Regions from separate parts of the Homo sapiens genome. Here region 2 is linked to region 1. The links are chromatin contacts, found by Hi-C or POLR2A ChIA-PET in ENCODE. All regions are on one chromosome and are shown on one strand. The core of a region is the stretch at or near the end of the contact, and the rest is flanking DNA. Distances in the headings are between cores, read along the strand shown.

Region 1 (6,159 bases), core at 3,660-6,159:
AGAAGAGCTGAGAAAAGAAACTGACCAGTTAGGTAAACAGCCGACCTGAAGCCCAGCTGGAAAGGAGCCAGGGACTCAATACTGTGACCTCTCTCTTCTCCCAACCTCTGATCTCCTGCTGTTACCTCCCATTTTCCTAACCCAATTCCAACACAGGACCCCAGGGATCTTTGCTGATAGAGTTCAAGAAGATCAGCTCACCAAAGCACAGAGCAGGGAGCAAAGTGGATCTGGTGGGACAGAACGAAAAGTACCCACACACTACCCTTTTCCTCATCATGGCGTAGTTGGTCCTTCAGGGAAGCAGCACCTGCCCAGGTGTAACCACCCAGTGGGTTCTTCCTGCCCCCTGCGCAGACAAAAACCAATTCACTGAGATGACGGCATTGCAATAAAGAAAGAGTTTAATAGACACGAGGCTGATCATGTCACTTGGGAGACAGAGTTATTACTCAAATCGATCTCTCTGGAAATTCAAAGGCTAGGGTTTCTCAAAGATAGTTTAGGGGAAGGGGTAGCTAGGCAATCGTGCTTGCTGCTGATTGGTTGGGGGCGCAATCATAGGGGTGTGGCAAATGGTCTTCATCCTCACTGAGCCCCTTCTGGCTGGGGCCACAGGAACCGTGACCAAGTCCAGGTGGAGCCATCGGTTGTGACATGCAAAAAACCTGAAAAGATATCTCCAAAGGCCAATCATAGGTTATACAATAGTGATGGTATCTGGAGGAGTAATTGGGGAAGTTGGATATCTTGTGATCCCCAGAATAATGGCTGGCAATCATTTATGTCTACACCTTAGCAGAATTCAGGCTTCTCTATCATCCTAGTCTTGTGGTCTCTCATTAGCTTTACAAAGGCGGTTGAATTTTTGGGAAGGGTTGCTATCAATTAAACTAGAAACTAGATGTCTCCCTAGCCGCTGGCAGCTACTGCAAGGTTAAAGCCGGAGTGGACCTGTTTTTTGAAACTGCTGCTCTTTCACTTCTCAGGCATCACCGAGAGCTCAGCACCCAGGCTGAACTCTGTACCATTCAGAAGAATGGAAGCTGATGCATCTGTTGACATGTTTTCCAAAGTCCTGGAGAATCAGCTGCTTCAGACTACCAAACTGGTGGAAGAACATTTGGATTCTGAAATTCAAAAACTGGATCAGATGGATGAGGATGAATTGGAACACATTAAAGAAAAGAGACTCGAGGCACTAAGGAAAGCTCAACAGCAGAAACAAGAATGGCTTTCCAAAGGACATGGGGAATACAGAGAAATCCCTAGTGAAAGAGACTTTTTTCAAGAAGTCAAGGAGAGTAAAAAAGTGGTTTGCCATTTCTACAGAGACTCCACATTCAGGTGTAAAATACTAGACAGATTTCTGGCGATATTGTCCGAGAAACACCTCGAGACCAAATTTTTGAAGCTGAATGTGGAAAAAGCACCTTTCCTTTGTGAGAGACTGCATATCAAAGTCATTCCCATACTAGCACTGGTAAAAGATGGGAAAACACAAGATTATGTTGTTGGGTTTACTGACCTAGGAAATACAGATGACTTCACCACAGAAACTTTAGAATGGGGGCTCAGTTGTTCTGACATTCTTAATTACAGGTAACTTTTAACAAAAGAAGAGATTGATTTTAATTCATATATAGTTGATATTTTTACAAAAGATTTTTGTATTGTAACATTTATTTTATGAAATTAAGGCATTTCGGCTGAGATGTAGAAAGTTTCTCAAAGGAAAAGCATGTTTTTTGAAGCGTGTAATATTAGCGTGATTTTACAGCAAAATCAGATTTATAGATAAAACTGATTTAATAGGTAAAACTGAGTCTCACCGTACTTCTGACTATAAAAGTTTTCAGCTTAACCTATACTATTGACACTAATTTTGTATTAATCTGGAAACTTAAAATGGCAATCCAGTGTTGACTGTTCCCTAATTTAAGCCAGATTACTCAAATGAATACTGACTTAAGTGATTCTCTTTGATAAAATAAAAATTAAAAGCAGACTCTTGCAAAGAAAAAAAAAAAAAAAGAAACTAGATGTCTCCCAAAGTTAGCTTGGCCTAAGCCTAGGATTAATTAAGGGCAGCCTGAAGTCCAAAGGTAAGATGGAGGTTGGCCAGATCAGCTGTCCTTCACTGCCATAATTGTCTCACTGTTATAATTTTTGCAAAGGCAGTTCTACCGGGAGGAGGACTTCCTTCCCACCAGGCATAAAGAAACAAAAGAAGAAAGTAAATGTGTCAGCAGTACTCCTTGAGAATGTCAGTCCAGGCTCCCACATATGGTCACAGCAGATTTAAACTCCCATTTTCCTTTCCACTCCTGGACCTCATGGATCCCCCACTGCCTCTTTACATAGTGGTCCTACATTCTGGTTTGATGAAAACAATTCTAGGCCAGGTGTGGTGGTTCATGCCTGTAATCCTAGTGTTACTGGAAAGGGGTCCTGATCCAGACCCCAAGAGAAGGTTCTTGGATCTCTTGCAAGAAAGAATTCAAGGCGAATCCAGAGTAATGTGAAAGCAAGTTTGTTAAGAAAGCAAAGGAACAGGCCAGGCGTGGTAGCTCAAGCCTGTAATCCCAGCACTTTCGGAGGCCGAGGCGGGCGGATCACAAGGTCAGGAGATTGAGACCGTCCTGGCTAACAAGATGAAACCCCATTTCTACTAAAAAATACAAAAAATTAGCTGGGTGTGGTGGCGGGCACCTGTAGTCCCAGCTACTCAGGAGGCTGAGCCAGGAGAATGACGTGAACCCAGGAGGCAGAGCTTGCAGTGAGCCGAGATCGTGGCACTGCACTCCAACCTGGGCAACAGAGCGAGACTCTGTCTCAAAAAAAAAAAAAAAAAAAGAAAGGAAAGTAAAGGAATAAAGAATGGCTACTTCATAGGCAGAGCAGCGCCATGGGCTGCTCAGCTGCTTACACTTATTGTTACTTCTTGATGATATGCTAAACAAGGGGTAGATTATTCATGAGCTTTCTGGGAAGTGGGTGGGCAATTTCCGTAACTGAGGGTTCCTCCCCTTTTTAGACCATATAGGGTACTTGCTGACATTGCCATGGCATTTGTAAACTGTCAGTGCGCTGGTGGCAGTGTCTTTTAGCATACTAATGCATTATAATTAGCAATATAATGAGCAGTGAGGATGACCAGAGGTCACTTTCATTGCCATCGTGGATTTGGTGGGTTTTTGCTGGCTTCTTTACCACAACCTGCTTTATCAGCAAGGTCTTTGTGACCTGTATCTTGTGCCGATCTCCTATGTCATCCTGTGACTTGAGTGCCTAACCTTCTGGGAATGCAGCCCAGTAGGTCGCAGCCTTATTTTACCCAGTCTCTATTCAAAATGGAGTTGTTCTGGTTCAAATGACTCTGACACTAGCACTATAGGAAGCTGAGGCGGGAGGATCGCTTGAGCTCAGGAGTTCAAGACCAGACTGGGCAACATAGCGAGACCTTGTCAGTACAAAATACAAACAAAATTAGCCGGGAGTGGTGGCATCTGCTTGTAGTCCCAGCTACTTAGAATGCTGAGATGGGAGAATTGCTTCAGCCCAGCAAGTCAAGGCTGCAGTGTGCTATGATCGTGCCACTGCACTCCAGCCTGGGTGACAGAGTGAGACCCTGTCTCAAAACAAAAAATAAAGCAATTGCAAATATTTGAAACCCCCAAAAAGAATGGGGAAGGGGTGAATCCTATCTTTACTTAATATTTTGGTTATTGTTCATGATCAGTTCTTTTGCATTAATTTTGATTTGCTAAAATACTGCATTAAAATACCATTTATCCTAATTACCGAGAGTCTAGGCATCCCCTTCCTTACCTCACCCTAGTCCCAGCCCTTCAAGTGCCTCAATTTATAAGACTTTCTGGTAAGAGCCCTTTAGTGAGCTCACCTGTTGCGTTCTGAATAGGGATCAGTTTTTTAATGTTTTCATATACGTTTTCAGGAACACAGCTAGTATATAACAAAAGGAAGGACTCTCCTGTATATTTTTTCTTGGTGTTTTAAAGCCCATGCATACGAACAAATGTCTCCAATGACACAGAATCTCCAACTCCAGTTGCAAATCCTCTCTCACCCAACAGGCACTCTTTATTCGGAAGAGAACTTCCTTTAACCCTGAGTAGGAACTAAAATTCAAGTCATGTAAAAACAACACTTTTCAAAAGTGCCAGTATTTTGCTTTCTTCCTGTCCTCTGGTATGTGTTCTAAGTGCTTTTTTTAACAAACTAGTCTGACAGAAACCGCAACTGCAGGAAGCTGGAGCCCAAAATAAATAACTATATTTAAAAAAAAACACTTAGGTTCAGCTCTTAAAGAGCTAAACAGGCTCATAGCAAGTAAAACCCAGTCCTCTGCAGTAAAACCACCTCCCTCCCTACCTTATTGCTGAAAGTCAAGCTCCTGCCCTCCTACCCTAGACTTTCCATCCTAAGAGTCCCAGTCCCTCCTACTTTGAAGCCAAACGCATGGCTCCAGAGATGCCTGGCTTCACTCTGCCTCCTTCCTCCTGGAGGGCCGGAGCAGGGGCTTCACACTCACAGGGTGACAGAGCAGCACAGGACAGAATGACTCAGGTGGCAGGAACGCTCTGGTTGCTTGATGAGCAAAGCGTGTGGGGGAGGAGCAAATGGCTTCGACCAAGCAGCAGATGAGCAAGGCAGTCTAAGAGGAGAAAAGGGAATCACATAATTTGTATTTGTACTTTCTTTAAAAAAAAAAAAGACCAAAAACCAAAGAAACAAAGCTCAGATTCTACTTAGCGATCTCAAGACTTGCCCACAGATACTCAACTAAGTGTTTAACAATGTCTACACCCTGTCCAGGCCAGCCTGTGTCTCTTCTCCAGCCCGTAGCTGTCAGGTTGTTTTATACGCTGGTGCCACCTGTGGGGCGTGGTACAGGGGGGCCTGCTGGATTACATCTTAGTGTGTATTTACTACACATGCTGCCTGAACTGCCTGCATTCTGGCTGTGGCCTGGTGTATATCCCAGGCCTTGGGTCATTTCCATCCTACGTCTCCCAGAGCCCATAGATACCCGGGGTGGCCTTTAAAACTGGTGTCAGGCTGGGCCTGGAAAGTACCACCCAGATCCAGAACCAGCCTGCAGAATCCAGCTGCCTGGGGTTTGGGAGGGAAGGCCTTGACAGGCACTAAGCTGGCTGTTCCCTGTGAGTCAGAGCACACTGCACTGGGAGTTACATCCCTTGGGATGGGTTGAACAGTCACAACCAGAGGATACAGAGAGTCTCTTCCTTACCTCCTTCAAGCCAACCACGGGCTTTGTGTATTAGTTTTTTCATGTACAAAGCTGTCAAATAGTAAGGTCGAAGGGTATTCCTTGTCCCCTCTTGCTAATAATGCAGGATTCTAGCCCTCTCTGCTTCTCATCTTAGATATTTCTGAATGCTCACAGGAGTTTATCTTGCATCCTTATGATTAAGTCAGTTCAATTTCAATGTTATGTCCTGGACTCTGCTGCCAGTGTCTGGCACTGCTACCCTGTGCTGCTAAAGTGCAGGGCAAAGTAGGGAGACAGCATCATGGCCCCCTTTTTATAGGTTTCACTCTGTTGTTAGGATATAGGAGTGGTACAGTAGGCCAAAAAGTGACCCCCCAAAAGATATCCACATCAAACCCCTAAATCTGTGAATGTTCCCTTGCTGGGGAGAAAAGGTCTTTGCCGATGTGATGAAATTAAGGATCTTGACAGGAGGTGCTTATTCGGCATTATCCAGGTGGACCCCAAATGCAATCACATGTATCGTTATAAGATAGACACACGGAGGGGTTGGACGTGGTGGCTCACGCCTGTAATCCCAGTACTTTGGGAGGCTGAGGTGGGCAGATCACCTGAGGTCGGGAATTCAAGACCAGCCTGACCAACATGGAAAAACACCGTCTCTACTAAAAATACAAAATTAGCTGGGCGTGGTAGCGGGGTGCCTGTAATCCCAGCTACTCTGGAGGCTGAAGCAGAAGAATCGCTTTAACCCAGTGGGCAGAGATTGCGGTGAGCTGAGATGGTGCCATTGCACTCCAGCCTGGGCAACAAGAGCGAAACTCTGTCTCAAAAAAAAAAAAAAAAAGATAGACATACAGACAAGACACAGACATACTACAGAAGACATACAGAGGAGAAGT
Region 2 (6,009 bases), core at 1,947-4,446, 43 kb before region 1:
CATTTATTTGCTGAACACTGTGTGTGTGTGTGTGTGTGTGTGTGTGTGTGTGTGTGTGTGTGTGTGTATGTTTCAGACGTGGTCTTACTTTGTCACCCAGGCTGGAGTGAAGATTACAGCTCACTGCAGCCTTGACTTCCCAGGCTCAAGCAGTCCTCCTGCCTCAGCTTTCCAAGTAGCTTGAACTACACGCATGCACCACCATGCCCAGCTAACACTTTTTAACTTTTTTTTCGTAGAGACAGGGTCTTGCTATATTGCCCAGGCTGGTCTTGAACTCCTGGGCTCAAGCGATCCTCCCATCTCATCCTCCCAAAGTGCTGGGATTACAGGCGTGACATGCCGCACCTGGCCAACACTATTTGTTTTTAAGAAAGCACTTTGTGGATGTGAAGAAAGTTCAGCCATTGTGGAAGACAGTGTGGGGATTCCTCAAGGATCTAAAACTAGAAATACAATTTGACCCAGCAGTCCCATTACTGGGTATATCCAAAGGATGATAAATCATTCTACTATAAAGACACATGCACATGTATGTTTATTGTGGCACTATTCACAATAGCGAAGACTTGGAACCCAAATGTCCATCAATGACAGAATGGATAAAGAAAATGTGGCACATATACACCATGGAATACTATGCAGCCATAAAAAAGGATGAGTTCATGTCCTTTGCAGGGACATGGATGAAGCTGGAAACCATCATTCTCAGCAAACTATCACAAGAACAGAAAACCAAACACCACATGTTCTTACTCATAAGTGGAAGTTGAACAAGGAGAACACATGGACACAGGGAGGGAAACATCACACACTGGGGCCTGTCAGGGGGTGGGGGGCTAGGGGAGGGATAGCATTAGGAGGAATACCTAATGTAGGTGACAGGTTGTTGGGTGCAGCAAACCACCATGGCACGTGTATGCCTATGTAACAAAACTGCACGTTCTGCACATGTAACCCAGAACTTAAAGTATAATTAAAAAAATAAAAACAACAAAAAAAGCATTTTGTTTTATTTGTCTTTATTATTTATTTATTTTGAGACGGAGTTTTGTTCTTGTTGCCCGGGCTGGAGTGCGATGGTGCAATCTTGGCTAACTGCAACCTCCATCTCCCAGGTTCAAGGGATTCTCCTGCCTTAGCCTCCTGAGTAGCTGGGACTACAGGCACGCGCCACCACGCCCAGCTAATTTTTGTATTTTTAGTAGAGATGGGGTTTCACCACGTTGGCCAGGCTGGTCTCGAACTCCTGACCTCAAGTGATCTGCCTGCCTCGGCCTCCCAGATTGTTGGGATTACAGGCGTGAGCCACTGCACCTGGCCTTTTTTATTTTTATTTTTAAATAATAGACATGGGAGTCTCACTATGTTGCCCAGGCTGGTCTCAAACTCCTGGGCTCAAATGAGGTTTCCACCTTGGCTTCCTGAAATGCTGGGGTTACAGAAGTGAGCCACCACATCCAGCCATGGAGTTTTCTTCCCATAGAATTAAAGTGATCTCAGCATAAAAAAAATTGAGAACCCATGTTCCAGGGCTTCTTTCACCTGTCCCTCTCTAAACTCCTAGTTGAGATCAAATTCCGGCTCATACTGAAATGTCCTCTCTTAGTCGCAGGGTCTTCAAAGAAAATAAAGCATCAGACAAAATATTGAAACCATTAAGCTTCCTTCTACCCCATTCCAGTTCTCATCCACAGTTACTCTCTGACATCATACAACTATGTTTATATTGTATTGTATAAGCATTTAACTGACACACACAATGAATAAAATACAGAAGAAAAGGAACTTGGGGAAGCAAAGACCTCGTTCTCACCTCCTTCTATAATACCCAGATCTAAGCCTCTGTTTCTATATTCTCCATGGTGAGAGGAAGCAACATACCTACACAATATTTAGCAATATGATCAATCACATGTGAAAGCAGTTGCCAATAACGGGACCATTTAGACTGCCAAATTACATAATTGACACATTCTCTCTTTAAAGCAGGGAGTTTTATTTTTCTGTGTTGAAAATGAGATAATATTTAATTTAATGAGTGTCTATAGTTGCATTCACTGCAGTATTTTTTTTTTCGAGACGGAGTCTCATTCTGTCGCCCAGGCTGTAATGCAGTGGCACAATCTTGGCTCACTGCAACCTCTGCCTCCCAGGTTCAAGCGATTTCTGGCTAATTTTTCTATTTTTAGTAGAGACAAGGTTTCACTATGTTGGCCAGGCTGGTCTTGAACTCCTGACTTCAAGTGATCTGCCCGCCTCAGCCTCCCAAAGTGCTAGGATTATAGGTGTGAGCCACCATGCCTGGCCCACTGGCCCACTACAGTCTTCTTTTTTTTTTTTTTTTTTTTGGAGTCTCACTCTGTTGCCCAGGCTAGAGTGCAGTGGCGCAATCTCGGCTCACTGCAATCTCTGCCTTCCTGGCTCAAGTGATTCTCCTGCCTCAGCCCCCTGAGTAGCTGGGATTACAGGCGCGCACCACCATGCCCGCCTACTTTTTGTATTTTAGTAGAGACGGAGTTTCACCATATTGGCCAGACTGGTCTCGAACTCCTGACCTCGTGATCTGCCCGCCTTGGCCTCCCAAAGTGCTGGGATTACAGGCGTGAGCCACCGAGCCCGGCCAAAACCCGCTCCAGTATTCTTAATCCATAGTATTGAAACTACAGGCACATTTTATGAGGGCCTATGATCTAAAGTGCTATCCTTTATGTTTTATATTGTTTAAGAGAGAAACATCAACTCTGTTTCTTAGTATTCTAGCAGATTCAAAAACTGGTTTTCTTACTGTGCAGGGGATCGTGTTTATGTGACATTTATGATAAAATTAGGTTTCATAGTTTTTGTGGCTTTTCTTCTGTCCCCAAGTAAAATTAGATTTCCTTATACGTAGAAAGAAAAAAAATTGGGGGAGGAAATACATTAAAACATTAATGAAATTAAATAATCATACTCAAATTTTCTTCAAGGAGTATACACTATTTTGCTAATTATAATAAAATGGGTCTTATTAAAAATCAGAGTGGGGGAGAGGAGGAAGAAAGGTCTGATTTTAAAAGCCATGAGATGAAGGCACGAGTCAGAAAGAGCCCAGCAATAATCTCTTACAGATCATGACCAAAAATGCTTCCTGGCCAGTGTGGAGACACCAGGGGGCAGTGGCTCCCTGAGAACTGCTGCTGCTCCCAGCTCAGGCGGCTCAGCCTGCAGTCTACGATTCATCGATTCATCGTCACCAAACTCGGGAAAGTTACGTTGCACTTACATGCTGCTTCCGAAGGCTCTTATGCTTTGATTTCTTGAAGGCACCGTTTCTGTGAATAAAACTGAACGATGGTCCGGCGGGGATTAGCATGTAGTTGAGGACCTGGGTGAAAAGATGGGAAATAAAGACAAACCGAAACCATTTTGCCTTCTGGAGTAGGAGTCCAGGAAAGGGATTTGAAAAGCTGCCACGATAGGGTTCAAACTTAGCGGTCCAGGTTGACCTAGTTCCCACAGCCATCAGGAAGAGGGGCGTGCTTCTCTATGGGCAGCAAGTTGAGGAGGAAGTTCCCACTCTTCTTCTCCAGCTTTTCTGCCTCAACACTGCCGCCCCCTGTCCCTCCCCCAGTTCACAATCTTTCATTCTGGCTAAAACTTCTGCCTTTATGCATTACTTCAGGCAATGCATATAACATTCTATCTTTGCTTGGCTATACTGTTTACAAAGTTGTTTATACTTTATAAACCATTTTCATGCGTGTTTTCCACCCATGATTTGAAATGGTTTGGGCTTTCGACTCCCACGTTAAAGACCTTCACTATATTGGAAATAAGTACACCCTAAGTGACTAAAGCTAATACTAGAAACCACTGGATTACTGGACCAAGCCCTAATGACATCGCATTGGCCTGAGAACACTGACCAGGCTGCTGGCTAAAGCTCCTGATGTGGGCAGCGTGGAAGGTCCAGGATCTCAAATACGGAGTTTGGCAGCGAATTTCTTTCTGAAAAGGAAGAGCAAGGCGACACTGTAGAAGCGTTTTCTATTCAAAGACTTTCACAGGCATCTGTGCACATCAAATCGGCAATGAATACGTGTGAGACAGATGACCTTCATTTTCAATGTGGTTTGGAGGTCTTTGGAAGAGTGAAGAATTCCTTTGTTTGCCACAGGTGATTTATTAGGGAAAGTTGTCTTTCTAAACCATATATTTTCAAAAGTTGCAACAAGTCTTACTCATGCAGAAAAATCTTTCAAAAGGAGCATTTGCTACAGAGTTTTTAGGGTAGTGTGGTTTTACACACTAAATAAATGCTTGTAAATATATTTGGGACTTGTAATCAACAGTACCTTTGTTTCCTTTCTTTGCAGTGGATTTGGTGGCTACTGTTACTGTTTTCTTCCTTTTCTTTTTTTTGAGACGGAGTCTCACTCTGTCACCCAGGCTGGAGTGCAGTGGCGCAATCTCAGCTCACTGCAACCTCTGCCTCTGGGGTTCAAGCGATTCTCCTGCCTCAGCCTCCTGAGTAGCTGGGATCACAGGAATGCGCCACCACACCCAGCTAATTTTTGAATTTCTAGTAGAGACAGGGTTTCACCATGTTGGCCAGGCTGGTCTTGAACTGCTGACCTCAAGTGATCTCCCCGCCTCGGCCTCCCAAAGTGCTGGGATTACATAAACAACTAAGGTGCTGAAAGGATTTAGTTCTCAGTGCTGCTGAGCCAGGAGCTTCTCATTTAGACTCTGTTGGGGAAAAAAGCTGGTTCCCAAGTACGTGGCAGCACTTAGGTGGTTTATTATTTGTTGAGCACCAAAGATGTGCTCAGTCCAGTAGGAAAATCACACACAGTACCTTCCATGCCTTCTATAAGCCCGCCTTCCCAGGCATCTTGGCTCACATCAGACAAAGGAGAATAAAATAAACAATTTAGCCAGGGCACAATGCGAAGCCTGGAAAATTGTTTTTTAAATAGAAACTAAATAAATCACAAAATAAATCACAGTACCTTGGACATATTTTATACATTTAACCAGAATTTTGAGTTAATATTAGGTCTATAAAATGGTAGTTAGTAAGGCTAGGATAAGCAATTTCTCTCTGCACACTTTCAAGCTGATTCTTTCTTGTGGAACAGATGTTGCTTCCACCTTCCTCAACTATCTCTATGGCTCCTGCAAAATGTATTTAATATATCCCACTGACCTACCAATGTCTGAGCCTCCATATTTCATCAGTCTTTTAATAAATGGTTGTCTTCTTCACATTCTTCTTTTAACATGCAAATGTCCTATAGAAAGCTAATATATTAAGTTTTTAACACAGGGATGGCAAATTCTAGGCAAGTTCCCAGGCATGCTGCCAGTTGACAGCAGGTGTTACTAATCTATCATCGCATGCTTTCTCACAGAGTCTGGAATTAGCCTTAGAATCCTCAAGGTGGCCGGGCATGGTGGCTCATGCCTGTAATCTCAGCACTTTGGGAAGCCGAGGCAGGTGGATCACCAGAGATCAGGAGTTTGAGACCAGCCCAGTCAACATGGTGAAACTCTGCCTTTACTAAAAATACAAAAATTAGCTGTGCATGGTGGTGGGTGCCTGTAATCCCAGCTACTCGGGAGACTGAGGCAGGAGAATCACTTGAACCTGGGAAGTGGAGGTTGCAGTGAGCCGAGATCGTGCCATTGCACTCTAGCCTGGGCGACAAGAGCAAAACTCCATCTCAAAAAAAAAAAAAAAAGGCCGAGCACAGTGGCTCATGCCTATAATCCCAGCACTTTGGGAGACTGAGGCAGGTGGATCACATGAGGTCAGGAGTTCGAGACCAGCCTGACCATCATGGTAAAACCCAATCTCTACTAAAAAAAAAATACAAAAATTAGCTGGCCATAGTGGCTGGCACCTGTAATCCCAGCTACTCAGGAGGCTGAGGCAGCAGAATCGCTTGAACCCAGGAGGTGGAGGTTGCAGTGAACTACAACTCCAGCCTGGGTGACAGGGTGAGACTCTATCTCAAAAAAAAA

What was found. A loop is a pair of places that touch in the nucleus more often than their neighbours do. ChIA-PET counts read pairs that join two places held with the same protein, here RNA polymerase II (POLR2A). Pooled maps may share reads with other maps.
Region 2: a loop to region 1 is called in a map of B cell, with 7 times the contacts of the local background. The contact joins two enhancer-like sites. A Hi-C loop is called at or near these places in 12 of 168 maps with a recorded cell type or tissue (B cell, CD4-positive, alpha-beta T cell, CD4-positive, alpha-beta memory T cell and 7 more), 27 of 37 single-sample maps with no recorded cell type and 20 of 50 pooled maps. POLR2A ChIA-PET finds 5 or more read pairs at or near these places in 15 of 52 experiments (AG04450, CD4-positive, alpha-beta T cell, CD4-positive, alpha-beta memory T cell and 11 more).

Annotation. Positions count from the first base shown.
Region 1 is chr4:56,756,366-56,762,524 of GRCh38, reverse strand. It overlaps the pseudogene LOC285453. Among named protein-coding and RNA genes, the nearest start is that of CHAER1, 55 kb to the right of the region's middle. RefSeq lists enhancers at 2,161-3,002, 3,974-4,143, 4,274-4,333, 4,664-4,733. Within about 2 kb of position 4,909, at least 26 of the 41 ENCODE cell types and tissues checked have a DNase peak (open chromatin) inside an H3K27ac peak, as active enhancers do; they include B cell, CD4-positive, alpha-beta T cell, CD8-positive, alpha-beta T cell and 1 more, where a contact is called at or near this core.
Region 2 is chr4:56,797,483-56,803,491 of GRCh38, reverse strand. LOC105377668 (a long non-coding RNA gene) reads right to left here. Exons shown (of 3, transcript XR_941082.2): 2 at 3,909-3,990; 3 at 2,575-3,367. Among named protein-coding and RNA genes, the nearest start is that of SPINK2, 21 kb to the left of the region's middle. RefSeq lists a silencer at 1-3. Within about 2 kb of position 3,196, at least 32 of the 41 ENCODE cell types and tissues checked have a DNase peak (open chromatin) inside an H3K27ac peak, as active enhancers do; they include B cell, CD4-positive, alpha-beta T cell, CD8-positive, alpha-beta T cell and 1 more, where a contact is called at or near this core.